Linked DNA regions of Homo sapiens: region 2 is linked to region 1. The links are chromatin loops, found by intact Hi-C in ENCODE. Cell type or tissue: HepG2. All regions are shown on one strand. Each heading gives the region's core, and the rest is flanking DNA. Links, peaks and the distances in the headings are about the cores only. Region 1 overlaps HS3ST3A1 (heparan sulfate-glucosamine 3-sulfotransferase 3A1). Region 2 has its middle 110 kb from the start of LINC02093.

Region 1 (8,000 bases), core at 1-8,000:
GTGCAAAGAAACTGATCCTCCAGAGGTCTGAAGGTTGCACTTTCTCTCTTCCTGCCTCTTCCTTGAATGCGTTAATTGTTCCAGGTCTGTTTTGCTCCTATGGAAAGTTTCATAACCCAAAGTGTCTACAACAAAGGTTAAAACAAGCGAAGTAAGCAGATAAAATTACTAAGCTGGCCTGGAAAATTGGGACCGTGTTGTCATCTTTGCCATAAGGTGCATCCACAGCTCTGGCCCTATCTATTTTCCCTATAACCAGCTTTCAACCACTGACACCTGTTCCTTCTATGTTTGTAGCCAAAAAAAAAAAAAAAAAAAAGTCATACGCCCAAGTCTGATTTTCCTCTGACCCTTATTTTAGTTTTTAGCTCTTTGTGTCCTCAGAGACCTGTCATTTACATCAACGTTTTTGTTCTCTATGACAGGAAGCTTTGGGGAACCTTTCACACCTTCTTCACTTTACATTTGCCTGCCATAGAAGACAGAAAGAAAGGAATACAAAACTGTCTCTGTGCTTGGTTCGGAAACAAGAGAGTAGGAGGGAGCCGTGAGCCAATATGATTATGAAATCAGCTGAGGGAAAGATCAGCATGTCTGGAAGCAACAGGTGCGGGGCAGGGGAGGGGAAGCTGGTGGGCCCATCCTGGGGGCCCTTCTGAAGGAAAGGAAAGAAGAAACACGGAATAAAAGAGAATCGGCACAGACAGGATTTCAGTATGAGCCCTCATCCTTCAACGCCTGTTAGGCTTCTCCTGCCTTCTTTGCTGTTTTCACCTTTGATTTTAGAATCATTTTAGATATTACAATTGTGAAAAATAGCACAGAGAATTCGCATACTCCTTTCACCCAAATGATCATCTTAGGGGATATCATAACCCTAGAACAGTACAACGATCAAAACCAAGAAACTGACGTTGGTATAATGTTATTAACTAAACTGCATACACTATCCACATTTCCCCAGTTTTCCCATAAATGCCTTAGTTCAGACCCAGGATCCGACCAAGGGCACCCTCGTGTTTACTTGTTAGTAATGACTCACTTTTGTCTCCCCACATCTGGGATAGCTTAGCGGTCTTGGCGTTGTTTTGTATGATCCTGACACTTTTGAAGGGTACTGGTCAAGTATTTTGTAAAATGCCCCTCAATCAGTGTTCGTCTAATGTTTTCTCAGGGCTATACTGGGGTTACGGATTTGGGGGAAGATTACCGCACAGGTGAAGTGCCATCCTATTGTATTATATCGGGGATCATGATCTCAACACAACAGGGAATGCTAACCTTGGTCACTTGGTTAAGGTGGTGTCTGTCAGTTTCTCCACTCAATCTGTCCTATTTGTCCCTTTCATCCTGCCTTCCTTTAACCTGACCACCACCCTGCATCCCAGCCTGCTCTCCCAGGCCCTGGACTGCAGGCGCAGAAACGCCTGTCCTGTCGGAACTCTCAAAGCGCTTTCCTGTGAAGCTGTCCCGTGTGTGGTGGACAGGATTCTCAACAGGGCATCTCAGGCACCTTAAGGGTTAAACAGGCTTCTGTTTAGAATGACAGGATCCTCCTCCAGAGCCACACAGGGGAAGGAACAGGCCTGCATTACTGATGTTGAAATAAAATCATCTGGAAGTATTTTCATTTGAAGCTGGCTTTCAGACACAGAGGCAAAACACACTAACAAAAGTAATCTGGGGCATATGGTATTCCTTTCAGTCATAGGCATTTTTAATATAAATCCCCTAATCATTTATATCTTGGTTTTCAGTTTATTGTGAAGCCAAATCTCTTATTTCTCTCCAAAGAATAAATTCCCTGCCTAAAAGAAGTGAATTATCCTTGCTTGAAAAAAAGGCAAAGTGCAGCTCATCCTTACTAGACAGATCATCTTGCTATAAGTGCTACCTAAACACAAGCTTTTGTTGCTGCTGTAGTTTCTTTTTTAAATTGAGACTGCAAATATGCTCTATCATGATGAGGTTTTTCAAAGTTCTCCCTTTAGGGGTTCCTTCCTGACTCCTCCTCCCACTAGGTGGCGCTACATATCACATTCAAAGCGGGCTGTTCGAGTCGGTGAATAGTTTGTGTTGAAACCTTTGCAAGAATGTCTCTCGAACTCCCGACGGCAAGTACTAAACTTCATTGTTAATTAAACACTTCCCCGTCTCTTTTCACATTTATTGTCATCAGACAACTGAAACAGGCCAGTTCTGAATTTCTGTAATACAGTCGGGCAATCTTAGGATAAATGTAAGTTTTTAGGGGCCTGAAGAATCATGACCACATAGTAAGGCAAAAATTCAAGAGTTACATCACGAAGGCAAGAAACTGGGGAAAGGCTTCCATTCACTAACTCAGCATTGCCTGGAATATGATCTCAACAGTGCCCCCCAAATTCTTCCCTACTCAGGATGTCCAATACTGCTCAGAAGTTCCCCAATTACTTAATAACATTCCTCTCATAAATTCAATTTCTAAATTTTGGCTTCACAACAGTTTATTTATTCACTATATAAATATCCCCCAGAGAGATTTTTAAACTGTATCAAATTAGCAAAGGTTTTAAAGTGCTGACAAGCATTTTTAAGACATCCTTATAAAATGCAAAGATGAGGGAGTACAATTTCCTCTGATTACATATTAGAGGCACATATTTAATAAGAAACCTTATGTTCACAATTGCAACTCATCGCTTAAGCAGAACAAATTTTCTAAAAGCTTGGAGTTTACTATCATTAGGAAACCCATACCAAGAAACGATGCTCTTTTTCAGCCAAGTTACTATCACTTGGTGGAGGAAGATTTCCCCCTAAGGAAACGAGCTAAGAATATCAAGTTCCCGACTGGGCCCAGCAATTTGACTGATGGTGATTGCAATTTGCAATTGTTCAACTGTGTCCCGGAGAGATACGAGGCCTTTTTGGTTGTTGTTGTTGTTGTTGTTGTTGTTGTTGATATCAGAGAGTTTTGTTTGCTCTGCAACACTCTTCTCATGAAGTAAGCATCTGGTCTATGTGAGGTTAGCCCCTATTGTCATTAATTACACAGGCTTATTTCATTCCCATGACCCTGCCAAAATACAGATTTGGCACTTATTCTTTCCTGGCCAATCAACAGACTTATTTAAAGGAGACAAATATTTTGGCCAGGGTATTTTCTTTTTAAAGAGCAGGCAGGAGATTATAACGTAGTGGTGGATTTTCATGGAAGTCTGTGAATTTCACATAAAGTATAAGAGCGTATTATAAATCTCATCCCTGTAAAGGAATATCCATTCACACAAGGCATTCCAGTCCAAGCTCTACCAAGTGTTTTTGGTGTTGTTTAATGCCCGGACTATGATCTCAATAGTGTCCCCAAACTGTTCCCTACTCAGGATGTCCAATATTGCTCAGAAATTCCCCAACTACTTGGTAACTTTCCTCTCATAAATTCCATCATTGTCCCTGCCTTCTCGGTGTCTGCTCCCGCATGTGTGAGGGTGTGCGCGTGCGTACACACACACACACACACACACACACACACAGAGGAACTAGGCTGATCAACTTGCACTTCTGGTTGTCTATTGGGGATGAGCCCAGAGTTCAGACATTTAGCAAACTAGATGACAGTATTTTGGGTCCCCAGCCTGTGACCAGGTGGGGAATGTCTAGGTACTGAGAACTTCTATAGACAAGTACGCTAGACTCAGAGTCCAAAGTAACATCTCACTCTCTTCCTAGCCCTCATCTATTCCCAATGTTCTTTCCTCTGCTCTAAGGACAGAGCGCCCTTGGCCATCAGTCCACATGACCTTGCATGGGCGGCCAGACTGCAGCTTCGTGGCTCGGATTTCATTTCAAACTCTTCACACAGAAGGGGCTTGCACAGTACAGGAGGGTGGGAAACTGCACATGGAGGGACTTTGCAGCTGCTCCCAGCTGCTACGAAATGCCAATTTCTCCTCCTAGGAATCGAAAGGGCCTCTGCTCAGTATGCCTCTCTAATGGACTTGAAAAACGGGGCCATGATCGTTCGAGGCCAGAAAATTTCAAATTTGGATGAAGTCAGGGGAGCACTAGCTCCTAAACTGTGAGCTGGACAATCTTTGATCTTCCTGTATGCTCTAGAATAAAATGATTCTAGTGATGTCCTTCTCTGCTGAAATTGTCCAGATTTGGCTAAAGAAAAGAAACTGAAATATAAGAAATAGACATGCTAGTGTAAGAGACTGGATAATAAATATTTCCTATCTTGTACCAAAATAATAGACTGAAATATTATTGAATCTAAACATTTATATACATACATATGTATGTGTATGTGTACACACATATTTAACTACTTTATTAATAAGTATCTTTTAGCTTACAAGAAAAAAGAGACATACCTTTTAGTTGGTACAGACAGAAACAAGCAGAAGAGAGCCTCCTTATTAAATTCTAAGCTCGCCTGCTCTTGAACTACAGTAGAGGTATTCGGTCCTGACTTCCAGCAAAGATCTCAATGTTTTGAAGCTAAGGAAACTTTTTCCTTTCCTTTATGAAGCCACCATACATACAAGAGAAATGGACACTATTCATTGCAAGGGACTGCTTTACCGTGACATGCAAGCCACAGACATTTGTTTTAGTGATATCATGTCTGCTAAATTAAGTAATGAGGAGTGTTTTTTTTTAAACTCCACCAGGGTCGAGTTTCTCAGCATATAAAAATTTGCCTTTGTTTTATTTATTTTAGAGAAAGTCTATTAGGACATTTAAATTAGTGAGAATAATTTTCTTTCTAGAGATTTTGAATAATAAATATTTTCTTTATCTTTACTACAAATGTGCTCAAATGAAGGAAGTGTTTATTACTTCACTCTTGGAAAAAACTTCATAAAGTATTTTATTTTCTTCCCAGTGAGAGTAATTGACTGAAAAAGTTCAGCAACAGGTATTTCTAACTGACAAACTCATTCTCCAAGACACTTTCTTCAAACTTGCTAATTGCAGCAGATTTGTCCCTTTGTGAGGACAGTAGGTGGCACTGCCACCACAAACTATCATGGCTAACTGAGTGATTTCACTGGGCAAAAAAAGGCTAGACCTTTTAGGATTCTCCCGTGTCAATGTACACCTAAAAATAATTATATAGGTTTTTCTCTTCCATAATTCACTGCTGGGTGCAAATATCTGGAATTTATTTCTGTTCGTGTGTGTGTCTGTGATAGTGTGGTCATAAGTGTGTGGTACAAATCCTGTATTGCAAAGTTTGGGCTGACTCATGCAGGTCTAACTGAATCCCCTGTTCTAAACTATTAGCTAAATATAAGTAGCTAAAATGCACTTAATATTTAAGTGGCATTCTGGGTGGGAGATTTTTTTTTCATAGACGAGCCTTCAGTCTTGCTCACAAACATCAAACTCCAAGTTCAGAGCCAAGATGAAAGAGAACTGTGGGGAAATTTCATTAAATAATCACATAATCCAGGCTCCATAGGTTGGATTTTTTTAAAATAAGTTTCCTATGTAATTGAGTTAAACGTAAATTTATGCATCCAATAAAAAACCACTGCAAATGGGAAAACAAAGACATTGCTCCAACACTTAGAAAATTAAATTCAGCAAACCGTGAAGTCTACTGTGCAGTTATTTTTGTGACCACCATAAATTGCTTTACAAAACTCTTCTGCTGCAGTAAACAATCCAAGAAGAGATTTACTTTATAGCATGCATTCAGTTTCCAAAGGAAAGAGTGGCCTACAAGTTTATGACTCTTTTTTTTTCTTTCTTTCTTTTTTTTAAAAAACTACTTGTGTTTCTAGTTACCTTGAAACCTTCCTCCCCTTACAGGAGCTCAGAAAGGTCCATGGAAAATAAGATCCAGGTCTGCAGATACACCGTGCCCTCAAATACTCATTTCTGGAATAAGAAGAAACAATCCTACTTTGTGGAAATAAAGTTTATATGGCAAAAGGAAAATAAAGGGTTTTAGTACTAAATATTTCACCATATTTAATAGCACCTCAGAGCCCAACATAGTGTTAGATGTTTCAGACAGTCAGCTTGAAATGTGTTCGCTTACAGCACAGTACGAGGCCGAATTCAATGCAAACTGCTATAGATAAGAGTTTTAGGGGTCTTTAATCACTTCTTTCTCGTGTCCTTGATGGAAAAAACAGAGCTGCCTTTGTGCTAAAAAGAAGGACCTGTTGTTTCCAGATTCAACAGGTCATTTTTATAAGAACTTCCCAGAGGATACAACATAAATGACAGAAACACAAGGGGATATTTTAAGTGGCTGATGATTTTAAATGATATATCATCTATATTAAGGGAAGGTTGTTTGTTTTTTCTTTCCAACAAATGGAAAGTTACTGTTTTAAAAGTGTTTAATGTTCAAATTCTATTTTTAGGGCCAAATCTTTTCTCTCTGAGTGGATTGACTGTAAATTCGGCTCCTGAAATCAATCTGAGACTGCAATTGGCCCCTCAAGTAAATAAACTTGTCAAATCATATCCATTTCTGTGTTGGGGATGAATGATTAATTTAATGGGCTTTTTGAAAATACCTAAATTATGTTGTAATTTTTGTAACTGTTTCAGTTAAAATAACAAAGAGAATGCATCTTTTATGAACAAGATAAACTTTATAAAATGGAAAATTCTAGCAACATAATTTTTACTGGTACTTTGAAGAAAGAAAAAAAAAGCCAATATATTATGGCAAACAAAATCCAGGCGACACTAGCTTTATTAGAATCTGGCTGATTTTATTATTAAAGGTGGTCTGAATTTGAAGAGACTGGCAAATTTAAGATTAAGATCTAAGCCAGACTTATTTCCTAAACTGTATTGGCAAAGTTGTGCCAATGTATTTTTCTCTCTGTTGTCTTCTTCTTTTAATTGGCTACCTTATTTGTAAAGAGGATTGAAGATCTTTAGAAAAGTTTCTGTCAGTCAAAAGACAAAAGTTACTTTTCCCTGCAAATATCAAAAGCACTTTACAAAACTCATTCCTTGCCCTCAAACAAAAGTTATTGCCAAGCGTCCTTTAAAATACAGTGCCTGGTTGCTTTCCCTTGCTCAGACAGACATATATTTTCCAAACTACCCAGATTCTCTGGTTCTTGACACTTTTACTAAGTCTCTATATTACTTCCCACCTAGGACAACTATCTGGCAAAAGGTCAAGGTAAATAAATACCTGATGGTAAAGACTGTGTTAACCACAAAGAACTTTCCAAAAGATAAAGAATGAAAACGGGCTTCCTTGGGAAGGAGAAGGCAATCTATTAATTGTTGAACAGGTTTCTAATTTAGAAGAGACTTTTTTTTTTTCCTTTAGTTAAATACATGAATACTTTCGCAGAGCAGGAGAAAGAGACCAGACTGGCTATTTGCTGGCAAGGGATTCCCAAGGATGAAAATTATGAAGGCCAGAATTTCCCTCCCACTCTCTCCTTCAACATCCACTTCCCAGGAAGGAGAAGGCGGAGAGGGAAGAAAGACCCTTGACGACCCTTCGCCTTCTGCATGAAGTGGGGAGGAGGGCGAACTGGGGGTCACCGAGGGCTCCTCCACGTCTTTCCCAGCCCAGGACCCCCGGATCCTTCAGCCCCAGCCCGGGCCCGCCCCGCTCACCGGTACCAGGCGAGGCCCTTGTCGTAGCTGCGGTCGAAGAAGTGGGGCTCGGCGCCCACGGCGCGCACGTCGGGGTGCACGCGCAGGAACTCCAGCAGCGCCCGCGTGCCGCCCTTCTTCACTCCGATGATGATGGCCTGCGGCAGCTGCTTGCTGCCTTCGTCCAGGAGCAGCGCCAGGGTCCCCGGCGGGGCCTCGGCCACGGTGCTTCCGGCCCCGGAGCCGCCCGGACCCCCTGACAGGCCAGGGGACTCTTCTTCCCAGGCCGCCTCCTCGCCGTCGTCGCGGGGCGCGGGCGGCCGGCGCCTCCGCCACTGCGGCAGTTGCAGGAGGCGCTTTCTCTGTGCCGCCGCCGGCCACACCGCCAGCTCCCTCGGGCCTCCGGCCAGGACGCCGCCACCAGG
Region 2 (16,338 bases), core at 5,107-13,106, 180 kb before region 1:
ATTTGACCCTATCCCTGCTTTCCTCATCAATTCAGACTAAAGAAGAATAGGATAGTGTTTTAAGAAACTAAATGACAGGGTTGTGGACACTGGGGCTAAACCACAATGAAAACGGCTATTTTCTCTCAAGCTTTCCTGGAAAGCAAGAGAAGTATGTGGTCTGCATCTTTTTAAAATGGCACAGTCTAGACCCTATCCTTAACTGCATTAACTGCATTCTTATGAGACGGAAAGACTTTAAGCCAGCAAGATGCAAATTTCTGGGTGTTTCCTTTGCTTTCTTTTCAGTCTTTCTGATTGGCAAAACTGGTCTCCAAAGCAGAACTAGACTGATGCTGGTGAGGATGTCCTGCCTTTGCTCCAAGCTCATGAGGAGTCTAGATCCAGGCTAGAGTTCAGTGTCATTAGCACCGGCTGGTTCAAGCCATGCTTCATGGGGCTTCTGGAATTCCGGCAAAACCAGGTCAGTTGGCAAGAGTCTATCCCTGTTCCTCATGCGTTCAGGTTGATCAGCAGCGACTGAGAAGCCTCTCTTGCCTTTGGAAGGCTCATAGGAAGTGGAAGTTTGAGGCCCTCCTCACACAATCTCACATCTAACGAGGCTTAGTTCTGCTCTGGTCCTCGTCCAGGTCTCCTCACCCTCTGTGGCTGCTGGCAGGTGTTAGGCAGCTTTCTGGTGGCCATTTCTTTTGATAACCATCTTCCTGTGTCCCATTGATGTCCAGTCACTCTCGTGATTCTCTATCCACCCTCCTGACTTCTTGCAGAGCCTCATGGAGAAGTTTCTCACTGAGCCCTCTAAGTGATACATCTGTTTGCATCTCCCTTCACAGGCCCTCAGTGGCCTGATAAAGAAAATATGGGAAAAACATGGGGGCAATGATCAACTCTGATTTTCTTGTATGTTGAGACCTTGTCCCTTCTGTGGCTTGGGGTGTGTCCTTACAATCCCTAGGTGTGTTTTTCTATGATAATGTAGGTAAGCAACACTTCCCTATATGTCCATGCCAGCCTACAACCTCTAATCCTTCCCCCTGTGTCTCCTAACATACAGGACAGAATAACAAATTGTATTAATAAATAACCTTAAGTATCTTATGGTTCATTAGGGAAATTGGAAAGATTATTCCCGCTTGTTACAGATTTAATTACGACTGTGTGGTGTGACAATTGGCATTGGAGAAGGTAAATCAGAAACCATAGAATGGCCTCATATTACCCATCTATCTAATAATGTTGACCTCACTGAAATAGCCTGTAATGAAGACAAATGTGCTGTTTGTAAATTTTAAAGTGAAAATGTAAAGAAAATTGATCAAACACTACATATTAGGGTAAGAAAATCATAAAAAATTTGAACTCCCTATAACCAGAATTAAAGAATTGAAGTTAACCATTATTCTTCAAAAACTTTAGTTAATAAAGCACTGTAATAGAAAAATGCAATATTGTCCAGAAATTGTTCTGGATTTCTAAAGAAAATTGATGAAAGCACAAAGAGAGAGAGGTGTGGCAGAGACATAGGAGTGGATGTGTTCAGAGCTGAAACAAATCACCCCCAAAATTTAGTAGTTCAAAACAACAACCACAGTTTATTTGTTCATGATTCTGCAGTTTGGACAAGAGGGACCATGGCGTGAGCTGGGGTCTCCACAAGGCTCTATACCGCTGGGAGTTGGAACACAAAAGATGTCTTTGCTCCCATGTCTGGAGTCTGAGCTGGGCTTGCTGGGCTTCTCTCTCCAGTGGAACAGTTAAACTACCTGAACCAGAGCTCAGGGCTCCTGGAGAGGGAAGGGTTCTTAAGGAACAGAGAGCTCTATTATATTCTATTGATCAAAACAAAGTACAAAGTACAAGGTGAGATTCAAGGAGTCAACTCCACCTCTTATTGGGAGGAGTGACTTGTGGATACAGAGATAAGAGGATGTACTGGAGACAACCTACCACAGATGCTTTTGTGTTAGAGCACTGACGAAGACCCTCTCCTCAACCAAACTCCAGTCATCCTCCCCTAAGCAGTCTTCTCAACTAGGCCTCAACCTTGGCCTGTAAGAACTGCAACTTTCAGCATAAACAATTCTGTGTACCCCTCACCCATCCCCACTAAGAGGCCTGAACAAATACTAGCACAGTTTTTGTCAGCTCGAGCCCATGCCCCTAGGGTGATGACCCCAACCTCCATAAATGCCCGCTTAGAAAGCTCAGCACTGCCAAAAGAATTTACTCTCTGTTTCACCCAGAACCTGATTTCAGGCCTCTGACTTCCCTTTCCTTAGAACATTGACTTTAGAAAACTTGTAACTGTAAATTCTTTCTTTGTGTCTCTAAGTTGCATCTTCTATAACCCAGAAATGTCTTTCTTAAGAACCTAGGAGCCATTCCTTTGAAATTTAATCATCAGGAAGGATAGGATTCCTGTCTCCCAGTCTTTGTGGATGGGTAGGAGCCTATTATAAGCACCAGTTAGCAGACACAGATGGCCAAATCTCATGGACCAATCGCTTTCCTCTCCTAACTTTTTGTAATTTTCCACTTTCTGTCTTTGCTCAAGTTCCCATTGGCTCCTCCTCCCCACTCCCTCAGTCTCAGTTTAAAGTGACTTTCACCTTTGCACAGATCAGAATTGAGCTCCATCTCTCCTCCCTACTGCAGCAGTCTAAATAAAATATGTCTTATGATTTTCAACAAGTGTCCAGTTAATAATTTTTTTGACACTAACCTTGATGAAAGATGATTTTCTCTTGTAATTACATTGAGGATATAGAGAAGTAAACAGAGCTGAGATGTATTCAGAGGCTGATCAAAATTTTTAGAGGCGAAGGGAAAGAGAATGCATCAGAAGTCAAAGATCAGGTTCAAGATTCAGGCTTGAGCAACTGCAGAGATAGGGGTACCGTTCATTGAGACTGGCAACATGAGGAGAAGGGCAGATGTGGGGTTAGTTCAGACATGCTGACTTGGAAAAGGCTTCCAAATGGAGAGGTCCATTATAGGCCATTGGGTATATGGATATGAAGTTTTGAAAAGAGATGAGTTGCAGGAGAGCATCTTGAACCCTTAAACATTCCAGGAACTAATTAAAGCCATGAGTGTAATCGAGAAAAACTAGAGGGAGTGTTCAGAAGAAAAACAAATAAAGTCTTCAACATTTGGGGGTGAGAAAATTAAATATTGACTGCAAAGAAAACTGAGAAGGAGCAGCCAGAGAGCAGGCGAGATGGAATTGATCCACAGATTGGCTAGACAGAGTATTGCTAAACTTGTATCATGGCATGGGAATGCAAACCATTGCAGAAAGTGAAGGGTGTTCTTTCTGAGAGCTTGCAGTGACTCTGTGAACTAAGGAAGTTTAGACTGCTGAGAATGAGAGCAGAGGAAATTGGATAGAGAAAAGTAGAAAAGGTTTGAAATATCTGTTATAGGAAATGAGAGCAAAACCGAACCAAGTTCAAGGTTGTATTATCAAGACTCTACATCAGATGGTGTAAAGATGGAAATGAACACAGAATTGGCTGTCCAATATCCAGGATGGACAAGACTAAGTGTTGCAAAGAAAGAGAACTAACTATAGCACTGAAACATGGAGTCTCTCCATATATCTTCCCCCAAATAGACCGATATATACACAAATATATTCTTTATTCTTAGAGAGAGATTATCTGTCTAGAGGTTGGGAAACATGTGGGAAATGAGAAATCCTGTTTTTTGTTTTTTTCTGTTACTATATTAACATTCTCCAAATCACATGATTTTCCCTGCAGTGAAGAGCAGCTCAAGAAGTTTGTTCACGTTTTTATATTCATCTGTATGATGCCAACATAATCAATCCTAAGCAGAAGATTTTTCTGTCCCCATAAGCTGCCCTGCTCTTCCCCAGCTGCTGGTAGGGCTTGGGTATGTGCCCAGTGTTCAACTCCTGTAACCTGCTCTTACAGAGTGCAGAATAGATGCCTTAAATCAACAGGACATATTGTGAAACACCTATTACATGCCAACGCTCTGCTTCCTTACTCCTAATAGCTGAATGTTTCAGTTCTTAACATTCAGGGTATTAAAAAATGAACCTAAAAGAACTGTTTAGATGGGATTTACTTTAGCTGCTAATTCATTCCAGACACAAGGCTAGAAAAATTTGTGTTTGAAGGCCACATTTGACCCTTAACCTGAATTTATCTGTCCTTGGAGAAAGGATCAAAAACTAGAATACTGAGATAGTCCCAGGAATGTGAAAACACCATGTCACACTGAAAGCTGACTTAGCCACAACATCTGAAGAGGGTGTAGGAGAGAGAAGTTTTTGTGTGGAAATCATCTCCCTTGTGCCTTTGCCCCTTCTCTCTGTCTTTCTTATTGACTGACAATAAATATGGACCAAATGTACACTGTTTTAGTATTTAGTGACTAGAATTACATACTCCTTTTTAAGAGTTAAAAGGTGGCCTTCAAAAATTATTCCTCAGTGTCCCTTAAATTTTTTTCTATAGCTTTTTTTTTCATACGGCTCATAATCTGTGAAAGAAATGCCCCATTTCAGTACCAGACAAGAAAGTTCAGATGAAACTTGTTAAATGATCCAATTTTTAAAGGAAAAGTTGGCATGAGCTGATGTGTCCAGATTTTTTTCTTTTTTTTTTTTTCTAATTAGCCTCATGGCTTCTTTGAAAACACACAGGGCACAAACATGATTTCAAATGATGTCAGCTGGTAGACAAATTTGCTTTCCTTTTTGTGTTACGATATTTTTGTATTTATCTAAATCATAACTAAATATAAGTTTGTCTATTAAATGTAAAAAATATTGAGGGCAGGCCGGGCACGGTGGCTCACGCCTGTAATCCCAGCACTTTGGGAGGCCAAGGCGGGTAGACCACGAGGTCAAGAGATCGAGACCATCCTGCCGAACATGATGAAACCCCATCTCTACTAAAAATACAAAAATTAGCCAGGCGTGGTGGTGGGCACCTGTAGTCCCAGCTACTCGGGAGGCTGAGGCATATCCTCTTCTGAGGAGGATGGCGTGAACCTGGGAGGTGGAGCTTGCGGTGAGCCAAGATAGCACCACTGCACTCCAGCCTGGGTAACAGAGAGAGACTCTGTTGCAAGAAAACAAAAACAAAAACAAAAACAAAAACAAAACATACATATATATTTATATATATATATATATATTAATTGGTGCTGCAATGAATATATGTGTGCATGTATCTTTATACTAGAATGATTTATATTCCTTTGGGTGTATACCCAGTAATTGGATTGCTGGGTCAAATGGTATTTTTGGTTCTAGATCCTTGAGGAATCATCACACTGTCTTCCACAATGGTTGAACTAATTTACATTCCCACCAACAGTGTAAAAGCGTTTTATATATATATATGTGTGTGTGTGTATATATATGTATATATATGTGTGTGTGTTTATATATATGTGTATATATGTGTGTGTGTATATATATATGTGTATATATATGTGTGCATATATATATATGTATGTATGTATATATAGAGAGAGAGGGCAAAGATAGTGACTCTTAGATTTTCATGGAACACCTAGTATGGGTCCTTGATCTTAAAGAGCTTCATAGGATAAATAAGTATTATGATCTCTTATTTTTTAAGCAGATATATTTTATTTAGACCACTTAAGAGTGCCACCAGCTCCACAGATATGGTAACTTTCTGGCTAGAAAGTAGCAAGTTTTATTTTCCTAGAATAAGGCTAAAGAAATAGCTTTGGCTGGGCGCGGTGGCTCACGCCTGTAATCCTAGCACTTTGGGAGGCTGAGACGGGTGGATCACGAAGTCAAGAGATCGAAACCATCATCCTGGCCAACACGGTGAAACCCCGTCTCTACTAAAAATACAAAAATTAGCCAGGCGTGGTGGCGGGCTCCTGTAGTCCCAGATACTCGGGAGGCTGAGGCAGGAGAATCACTTGAACCCAGGAGGCAGAGGTTGCAGTGAGCCGAGATTGCACCACTATGTTCCAGCCTGGTGACCGAGTGAGACTCCGTCTAAAAAAGGAAATAGCTTTAATTCTTTCTGGCTTAGTCTTCTGCTGGAATGGTGGCTAGAAAGATAACACTATTAAGAACTGATGCTTGTTCAGTGATGGTTATGGACCAGACACTGCTACTAGTTGTCGGCATGAGTAGTCTCACTTAATTCTCCCAACAATGTTATGCACCTATGAGAAAGGTGCATAATAATGTCCCCATTTTTCACATAAAGGGACAGAGGCACAAAGGTATTAACCCTGTGACACTGTGGAGCCGAGACTGTGCTGTTAATTGGCTTCTGGTGCTGCCTCTGCCTGCTGATGAGTATGGCACAGTCATCACCGGTAAGGATGGCCCTACCTACATATATATAATAAAATGTGGAAATGTGACAATAGAGATATGTGCTCTGTGTTATAGCAACTCAGAAGAGGATATGCCTGATGCAGATGGGGGAGAGGGTGGTCTGAGAAAGTTTCCTGGATGAGGAAGTTGCTGAGTTGAGCCTTAAAAGACTCAACAAGCCTTGTATGACCAGAAGTCATGAAACACACAGAGGCAGGGAAGTGCATCTGAGGCAGAGAGAAACACGAACCAAAGCAGCCAAGGGAAAACTATGCATAGTGGTGCATGAAGGGATCAACACATTTCATCAAATTTAAGATGCATTGATTGCAAAATCACATATGTACCATGAAGAAGGAGAAAGGCCACCAAATTACCCTACGATTCATCATCAAATGAAGTATGCATCTTCGCTTCGGAGAAACCAAAATGTGAAAAAATGTGCACCCTAGACTAACGAAATATGGTACAAATAGTTTGGAGTAACTAGCAATTTTTTTTTTTGAGATGGTGTTTTGCCCTTGTTGCCCAGGCTGGAGAGTAATAGCATGATCTTGGCTCACTGCAACCTCTGCCTACAGAATTCAAGCAATTCTCCTGCTTCCCAAGTAGCTGTGATTACAGGCACCCGCCACCACGCCTGGCTAAATTTTTGTATTTTTGGTAAAGACAGGATTTCACCATGTTGGCCAGGCTGGTCTCGAACTCTTGACCTCAGGTGATCCACCCACCTCGGCCTCCCAAAGTGTTGGGATTACAGGCGTGAGCCACCGCACCCGGCCAGGAATAACTGGCAAATTAAGTGAAAGGAAAAACAGAGGAGGTTGTTGCAAAACTCAGCCCTGTGGCAGTGGGGGAGCAGAAATGAGACCAGATTTAAGTTGTTTTTGAGCTCAGATTCACAGGATTTGGTGGCCGTTTGGTGTCTTCAACTTCTAAATAGTAAAAAGCGAAAGAGCTATACGATCTCAAGAGAAATTAGAGTATTGAACTTCTAAATAGTTGCTATTTATGGTAAGTAATGCTGGGTTATCTTTTCTTTTTTTTTTTTTTTTAAATTTAATTCTATTTTAAGTTCCAGGATATATGTGCAAAACATGCAGGTTTGTTACATAGGTAAACGTTTGCCATGGTGGGTTGCTGCACCTATCAACCCATCACCTAGGTATTGAGCCCCACATGCATTAGCTGTTTATCTTGATGCTCTCCCTCCCTGTACGCCATCCCCCCGACAGGCCCGGTGTGTGTTGTTTACCTCCCTGTGTCCATGTGTTCTCATTGTTCAGCTCCCGCTTATGAGTGAGAACGTGCAGTGTTTGCATGCCAGTCAGAATGTCGATTATTAAAAAGTCAAGAAACAGCCCAGGCTTGGTGGCTCACTCCTGTAATCCCAGCACTTTGGGAGGCTGTGGCTGGTAGATCACCTGAGGTTAGGAGTTGCAGACCAGCTTGGCCAACATGGCGAAACCTCATCTCTACTGAAAATGTAAATTAGCCAGGCATGGTGGTGTGCGCGTGTAGTCCCAGCAACTTGGGAGGCTGAGGCAGGAGAATCACTTGAACCTGGGAGGCGGAGGTTGCCGTGAGCCGAGGTCATGCCACTGCACTCCAGCCTGGGTGACAGAGTGAGACTCAGTCTGAAAAAAAAAAAAAGTCAAGAAACAACAGATGCTGGCAAGGCTATGGAGAAATAGGAACGCTTTTACACTGTTGGTGGGAAGTAAATTAGTTCAACCATTGTGGAAGACAGTGTGGCGATTCCTCAAGAATCTAGAACCAGAAATACCATTTGACCCAGCAATCCAATTACTGGGTATACACCCAAAGGAATATAAATCATTCTAGTATAAAGATACATGCACACATATATTCGTTGCAGCACCAACCCAAATACCCATCAATGATAGATTGGATAAAGAAAATGTGGTACATATACACCAGGGAATACTATGCAGCCATAAAAAGGAACGAGATCATGTCCTTTGCAGGGACATGGATGAAGCTGGGTTTTCTATTTATATGCTCATGATATAAAGTTGTTTTAAAAATATCTAGTTAGATAGAGAAGGAGATAATCCATTTAATGGAAAAAATTAAGTTAATTATAACATGTGGCATGTGGTCATAATAAATTTTGTGAAGGTAGATCTGATAAAATTAATGAAGAATAACAGGGTTTTGGCCTGGAGGTATAGATATTGGAGTCTTCATCATGGAAATGGTAGATGGAAATATAGGGAATGATGATTTCACCCAGAGAAAGTATGCAGACCTTAGCTACAAACTGATATTGACAATAAGAATCTTCAAAATGAAAAGGCAAAACATTTACATTTATCCCAAGGTGGGAGAATCACCGTTAGCACAGAGTCTAAGCAAAAGATCTCTTAGATAAATACATCTTGCGTTTCCTGAATTGACATTGTGAGCTCATAACCTAAGTTTTGCCAAATGAAGTGTGTCTGGCAGTGCAGCACGCAGACTCTTAGTGAGCGTGGGCATTTCAGGAGGTGGTAGAAAGACGGAGCCTGACTCATTAATCAGTGAAAGAATCAAAGAGCTATCTTTAGAATGAACGGACAGTTCTGAAATTCAGCTGATTTCCAAGGTCAGTGGGTCATATCCACAAATATTTACTGAGCACGCACTCGGTGTCAGGTGGACTCAGGTATCAAGAAAAGACTCTTGGTGAGATTCCTGCCCCTCCCCCATCCAAACCCAAGCAGCCCAAATCCGGGGCCCTTACATGTGGACTTCATCCCATCTGATAACAGCAGCAATGATGTCACTTTGGCTTCTTGCCGAAGTCCTTCAAAACGCTCATGCACAGGAGCCGACTGGAGGACAGTCAGTTGTAAGCCTCATTGCTTGCCAAAAACGTGGGTGGCAGGCCAGGCCCGCTTCCTCAGATCACACTCAGAAAACTCAGAAATCCAAGCTGTCATCTGACATTCGACTAAAGAGTGTTTAGATTCCATGCCAGGCTTGTGTACTTGCTATGAGGTCTCTTTCCCTTCATGTGCAGACCTCTGTTCAGGAAGCCGATGTGACACCAGCCCCCGCAGAAACCACAGCTAATGCATGCTCAGGACCCCAGTATTCCTTTTGGAGGGGCAAGGAGTGTTTTGCCAATTTAGATAAAATACCTAAAGCACCAAGTACCGAATCAAATTGTCTGATTTCTTCTAACTTAATCCATGAAGGGGAATAGGCTGCACAAATGCTTCCTAAAATTGTGAGTTTAAGAAAAAAAATTTGCATTTTAGAGAAACATGACACAAAGACCAGGTAAACTTAGGCTGAGTTTGCAAAAACAAACAGCCAGTTATTGCTATAAAAATGATTGAATCTTTGTATGATTAAAAGAAAACTACAGATAGATAGGTAGGTGGATAGAAGGAGGGAAGGATAGATACATGGATAGATAGATACATGGGTGGATGGATAGATGGATGAATGGACAGATGGATAGATAAACAGGTACATGGATGGATGGATGGATGGATGGATAGATACATGATAGATAGATTGATTGATTATGTCTAGCGTGGCCTGGCACTAATTACTAAAATGCAAGTCAATAAAAACATAGGGGAAAAGTCACTGAGTTTGGCCTCTTGAGATCACTGCTTCAGCGTGTGGCATGGAAACAGTCACTCAATTTCTTGAGCCTGTCTTGCCTCATCCATTACATGGGGATAAGCATGTGGCCCTTGTGGAGTTAATAATAGTACCATGATTATTAATAGTAACTAAAATGCTGCTGGATATCAGGTATTAGATTAAGAATGTTATATAAAGACTCTCAATTGGTCCGTAAGGCAATCCTGTAAGGGAGACTATTTTACAAATGTCCTTTTCCAACAAGAAAAATGAGTCACAGAGAGGTTTCCTAAGTTGTCCAGAGTCACATCCCTGGCTAGTGGGGAAGTCCAGGTCCATCTCTACCAAAACCTATGTACATTTTCACCACTGTGTCTGAGACACTGGACATAAAAATGTTTGGGAAACTGCCAAGTGAAATATATAGCAAACGCATGCTAGTGAAATACATATCCAATGCATAAATATGTAAAATGCAATTCATTATCAACTAATAAGCACGTCTGGCCTGTGACTTGGCTTAATTCCAGGGAATGCCAAATTCTGGTGCATGTTTGTATATAACAAATTGGGCTGGAGCCCCAGAAGTTGCTAGGGAAAGGACTGAAGTTTGGGTGGTGTCTTATTCTGGGGAGCTACAGAGATGTTCATTTCTCATCCTGCTGTCCTTGGCTTCAGGGCAGGATCCCAAAAGGCAGATCTCAGCACTGGATGGAGAAGAAGGCAGTAGATTCAGCTTTCCTGCATTTGGAACTCAAAGGCAGTGATGTGAACCAATCATAGCATAGGAAGCAAACCACAACATGCAAAAATGCCACTGCAACCCCAAACAGGAATTATTAGAAAGGAGAGCAAGGAGCTTCTCACTGCAAATCACAGGGCTGCAGACATTAGGGGAGAGTGATGGAGCTCACTCTCCATACCCCCAGCCACACAAAGCCTCAATTTCATTTATTTCTGAGTTATTAGGTTGGTGCAAAAGTAACTGGGGCTTTTGTCATTGCTTTTGATGACAAAAAACTCAATTACTTTTGCACCAACCTAATTTAAGAAGATCCTGAAAAGATACACACGTGCACTTTGGGAGAGCAGCTATCAGCACAGCAGCCTCATAGCCCAGGCAATTCAAACGTGTACAAATGTGTGCTGTGAATGCAGCTCCACTATTACACCTCACCACACCTGTATTATAAACGTAATGTTGCTATTTCCATTAGATGTTATTATACATTATAGGCCTTTGCCGTCACATATGAATAACAAATAGCAGAACTTGAATTATATGTATGTGTGTATGTGTGTGTGTGTGTATATATGTAAACATTATAGAAGGTACCTCCTGACCATTTAAATGCATTTCCCTGGAGTTAGAAATGACAATGGGAAGCTACAGAATTCAACACAATCAACCCAGTTCATGGCTGTCCTGTTGGAGAGAGGCTTAGGTCCCTGTTCCCAGTTCTGCAGAACTTACCTGCCCCATCTCTACCTCTGCTCTTTTTTTTTTTTTTTTTTTTTTTTTTGGTGGGTGCTGGGGGACAGAGTTTTGCTCTTGTTGCCCAGGCTGAAGTGCAGTGGTGTGATCTCGGCTCACCGCAACCTCCGCCTCCTGGGTTCAAGTGATTCTCCTGCCTCAGCCTCCTGAGTAGCTGGGATTACAAGCATGCACCACCACGCCCTGCTAATTTTGTATTGTTGGTAGAATCAGGGTTTCTCCATGTTGGTCAGGCTAGTTTCGAACTCCTGACTTCAGGTGATCCACCCACCTCGGCCTCCCAAAGTGCTGGGATTACAGGTGTAGCCACCATGCCCAGCCCTCTACCTCTGTTCTAAGTCACCAATGGAAATGTGGAATTTTGTTCACCCATTCTTTCCCTTCTATCTTGCTCATCCTGCCCTCTGCTTCCTCTACCTTGGTTCAATCTCCATTCTGTTCACTCAGAGACATCCATTCCAGATGGGCAGACTCGCCCTACATACTCAGCCTGTTTAGAAAACTCTTCCTTTTTCTGTGCTTGACTGAAATGAGGGAGCCTCCCATGACTCCTCTCTCAGAGCTACGACTCACTCTCATTCTGTGTATTTCAGGATTAAAGGTAAGACTTGCCTCTTTCACACTCCTTCCAGAGTTTAATAAATTATCCAACTTCAGGTAAAACTCTCTAGTTTCTTTAAGATTCATATCAAACAGCTATATCTTTTTTGCTGGTCTTCATTCTTTTTATTTAATAATAATGTGATGTTGAACATGTAGAGCTCACAGGTGTTCAAGGAACTATTTTATCTGTTTTTGTCCCTCTATAGTTCTTTCCCATCTTCTAAAAGAAGATGTAATAGGAATAATTATAACAATCACCATCATACTGATTTTATTGTCACTATATTAATTCCCCATTATTCCAAAGTAATAAAAAGCCTTAGTCACATTAAATTACCAGGCATGAATAAATTCGATGGCTGAATAGAGTCTAGTTTCGATTCAGAAATTAGACCGTCTGGTCTGATGTAACGTGCAGAGCCTCCATCTTTATTCAAAGTCACAATGAGGCACCTTCACTCAGCTCCCACCCAGCCTGCTGAAGAAGGCTGCTTACCTGCGAGAAAGTTCTTCAGAGACCATCCTCGCTCACATCTGACTGCAGCCTGCTCCTCTGCACATTTTTGCAGCCCCTGGGAATCGTCACTCCTCCCTTAGCTGCTATCTTGCAGGCTCCGTGGCCCGTTCAGTCAGCCCAGTTGGACAGGACCCGATGCAACCAAACAACAGCTCTCTCTTTGGGGCCACCATATCCAGTCTGTGGAAAATGCTAGCTCAGCTTTTTCCCTGACCAACTCTAGGAGTGCAGGCTGAAGCCAGTGCAGGCATCCCTCCTTTGGCCAGTTCATCAGCAATTAGCCCTTTAGATCTACAGGAGGAAGCGAGACCCTAGTACATGCTGTGTCTTCTACCACAGGGCTCACACAGGAAGCTCCCCATGTAGTTCTCTGGAATCCACATCCCCTTTTTTATGAATAGGGGGCAAGGGAGGACTTTGTGCATGGCTGTCTTTGGGGAAAGCCTTGGAACAAATGTCTTTCACTACAGGCAACAACCGATACTGCCATTTATTCTCTCCATATCTATAAGGAGTTTAAGGGCCATAGTTTAATTCTTATTTTTGTGTTGTTTTATATACTTTCTGTGATAATTTGCACTCACTCAGTTTTCTCAATTTGGAATCTGATACCTAATGTCTTAAGGTCTTGACCTCTTGACTAAGTATTTCCCACGTGACCTCATTCTCACAGAAGAGTCCTGTAATTCTAGGAGATAGGCATTTATGATGATTTCCCACATGAAGAGAAGGAGAATGAAGCTTACAGAGCAGTAAGGTGGATTGTCCAAGGTCACACAGGAAGTGACAGAGCTGGACTTTACACCCTGTGTCTCAGACTTTGCAGCCTGGGCTATGACTATGCTGCTTTCTATTGCTTCTTGAATGTGTTGACTCTTCTAGGTCTTTCTTCCTCAGTCACTGAAGTCTTTAGCACAAGACTTACTGATTTTCTCCCTCTGCTTCCTCTACCCTGGAAGTTCTGTGATCTCAAATGGCTTCAACTTCCCTGTTGGCCCTCTATCCCATGGTGACATCATCTCCCCAGCCTCAAAGGCCACCAATTTGACTCCTTGTGGCCACTCATGCTTGTGGCCATCATGTCCTGTCCTCACAGCCCTCCCCTTCAGTGGCTGTCACAGTACTGTTCCTCGGGTAATGTCTAGATCTCCAGTTCCTTGATACTTCTAATGCTTTTGCTCTATCAGTTCCCTCCTATGCTTTACCTCTTCCCCTCTCGAAACCAATGTCTTTCCAATCTTGCATGGCCAAGGTTTTAAAAAGAATTGGCTAATGTGCTTTTTCTACTCCTTTTAGTCAATTGGCAAATGCTCTCAATGGCCACTATAGTGGGATCATATTTATATTATACTCATGTGTTGCTTAAAGGCAGGGACACATTCTGAGAAATGAGTCATTAGATGATTTCATCATTGTGCAAACATCATGGAGTGCAATTACACAAACCTAGTTGTGTAATAGCCCACTATACACCTAGGCTGTATGGTACAGCCTATTGCTCTCAACCTTCAAACCAGTACCACATGCAACTGTAATGAATAAAGTAGGCAATTGTAACTCAACGGTAAGTGTGTGTATCTAAACATAGAAAAGGTACAGTAAAAAATATGGTGTTATATTTGTGTCCATTGTCATATATGTGGTTTGTCCTTGACCAAAAAATCATTATTGCAGAGCTTGACTATAATTCTTTCTTCATTAATCTCAGCTAATATATCTCCCTCTTAGGGAAGCCTTCCCTAAACCAATACAACTGGGTGGGGCACCTCTGCTAAATGCATCCATAATATGTGTACTTTCCCCCATCATAACATTAATCCTCACTAGACAGTACATTCCTTCAGACAGGGATGCTGTTTTATGCACCAAGGGGTCCTCTTCACTTTATGTGGGAATTTGACACAAAATAGAGGCTCATGAAATACTTGTTGGATGGATAAAAGGATGAGCAATACGGGATTCAACTAGGCCAACAGAAAAAACCTATCAAGAGACAGGTAGAGGCAAAGCTTTTGAGAAGGCAGCTTTGTAGAATAGCCCAGATGGAAAGAAAGATGTGGAACTTGGCCCTGAGTCATGACTGGGCATCTTGCAGGAAGAAATTGGGGGTGAAACATTAGTGAGCAGTTGTCAGGGCAATTTTTACTTCCCAGAGGAAAAAGGAAAACCAAAAGAAATGCCTCATGTTATTATTCATGAAAAGAGCTTAATGGCCAAGTGGGAACATTTGCTAACGAAAAACTGAAAGGAAGAGTTTAAAAGCTAAGACAGCCTGGTGACTATTTTAGAATAGCTTGCTAAAAGTCCAGGACAAATGCATGCCAAGGAACTAAAAGACCTGGCACTTTAAGGAAAACAACAAAAGCACACATACAACTCTTCATGGTCAATTGGCAAAATAAAATAGGTTTTTCTCCTTCCATTTTTCACAAATGGAAAGACAAGCTGAGTGAGGAAAACAGGAAGGCATACACTAGAAATTAGACATGCCCCCCAAAAAAGAATTTAGGGGAGTATTGGTAAGGGACTCCGAGGCTAAAAATAATAGAGTCTTTATATCCATAAGAAGGGCAAGGTCAGCTAGATGCTCATGGAACTGGTTAAATGGATGTCATGGAAAGGTGGAACTTGCAGAAACTACAAACAGCAACAATATAACAATAGAAAACTTTCGGTGACTACCAGCCATATGCCAGGCACTGTACCAAGGATTTCACATACAGTGCCTCATTTAATCCCCATAATTTACTGTTGTTGGTGTCCTTTTACAGATGAGGACACTGAGTCACAGAGAGAATAAGGGACAAAGTCACACAGCTGGCAAGTGACAGATTTGACAAATGAATGCAAGCCTGAGTCTAGAGTCTGCATACTCTGTGCCTTAGACTTTGGTAACAAATAACCAAACAGATCAGAGTTACTGGCCTAATTAATGGAAAACTCGCAAGATGAAACTGTCAAGGCAGACACAGACACTGCAGATAAAGACCAGATGGCATCCACATGAAAGTTCATTGAAATTGACAAACAGGTAGACTGGGCACGATGGCTCACGCCTGTAATCCCAGCACTTTGGGAAGCTGAGGCGGGCGGATCACAAGGTCAGGAGATTGAGACCATCCTGGCTAACATGTTGAAACCCTGTCTCTACTAAAAAAATACAAAAAATTAGCTGGGCGTGGTGGCGGGCGCCTGTAGTCCCAGCTGCTCGGGAGGCTGAAGCAGAAGAATGGCGTGAACCCGGGAGGCGGAGCTTGCAGTGAGCCAAGAAGTTCCACTGCACTCCAGCCTGGGCAACAGTGCAAGACTCCCTCTCAAAAAAAAAAAAAAAGAAAAAAAAAAAGAAATTGACAAACAGACTCTGAGCTGGAGATGAACAATGTGATCTATGCCCTGCCCTGACTTTGCTTCCAGTCCCCAAACAAGCTCAGAGGGAACAGAGCAGTGAGTTTGGATCTTGGACCAGATAAATTAGTACCACCTATAACAAAGTTAGAGTCACTGAGTATTTAACAACATATCACCTAGCCTAGAAAAAGCTACATGGTGTGTAAAAAAGAATGCATGCCTATCTTATCTACTAAAGCAAAGTCCATTAATTTCTCCCTTCAAAGGGTAAAAGAAAACTAATGACTTTGATAGATTTTGACATTATTTACTTGGCAGTTGAGACTTGGCCCTGTTCCAAAAGGGGCTTGAATAAAAGATGAATAAAATACAAGATAAATTAAAATAGAAAGCCATAAAAGAAAGGTAAGGATAGGGACAAAAATG

The links. Hi-C counts contacts between places; a loop is a spot of excess contacts. Peaks named below come from ENCODE experiments on the same cell type or tissue, not always from the same donor. Only the 100,000 strongest peaks of a DNase experiment are listed, where the experiment ranks them.
Region 2: it touches region 1 in a loop (4-fold over the local background); 3 of 110 quality-filtered maps call a loop at or near these places.

The regions. Positions count from the first base shown.
Region 1 is chr17:13,592,935-13,600,934 of GRCh38, forward strand. HS3ST3A1 (heparan sulfate-glucosamine 3-sulfotransferase 3A1) reads right to left here. Exons shown (of 2, transcript NM_006042.3): 1 at 7,597-8,000. Among named protein-coding and RNA genes, the nearest start is that of HS3ST3A1, 5.0 kb to the right of the region's middle. RefSeq lists an enhancer at 7,949-8,000. In HepG2, for the core only: CTCF peaks have their summits at 2,022 (motif pointing right) and 5,001 (motif pointing right); DNase peaks (open chromatin) are centred at 2,047 and 4,987; H3K27me3 peaks cover 2,153 bases.
Region 2 is chr17:13,407,115-13,423,452 of GRCh38, forward strand. No RefSeq gene overlaps it. Among named protein-coding and RNA genes, the nearest start is that of LINC02093, 110 kb to the left of the region's middle. In HepG2, for the core only: no CTCF peak of the experiment used is centred there; a DNase peak (open chromatin) is centred at 9,097.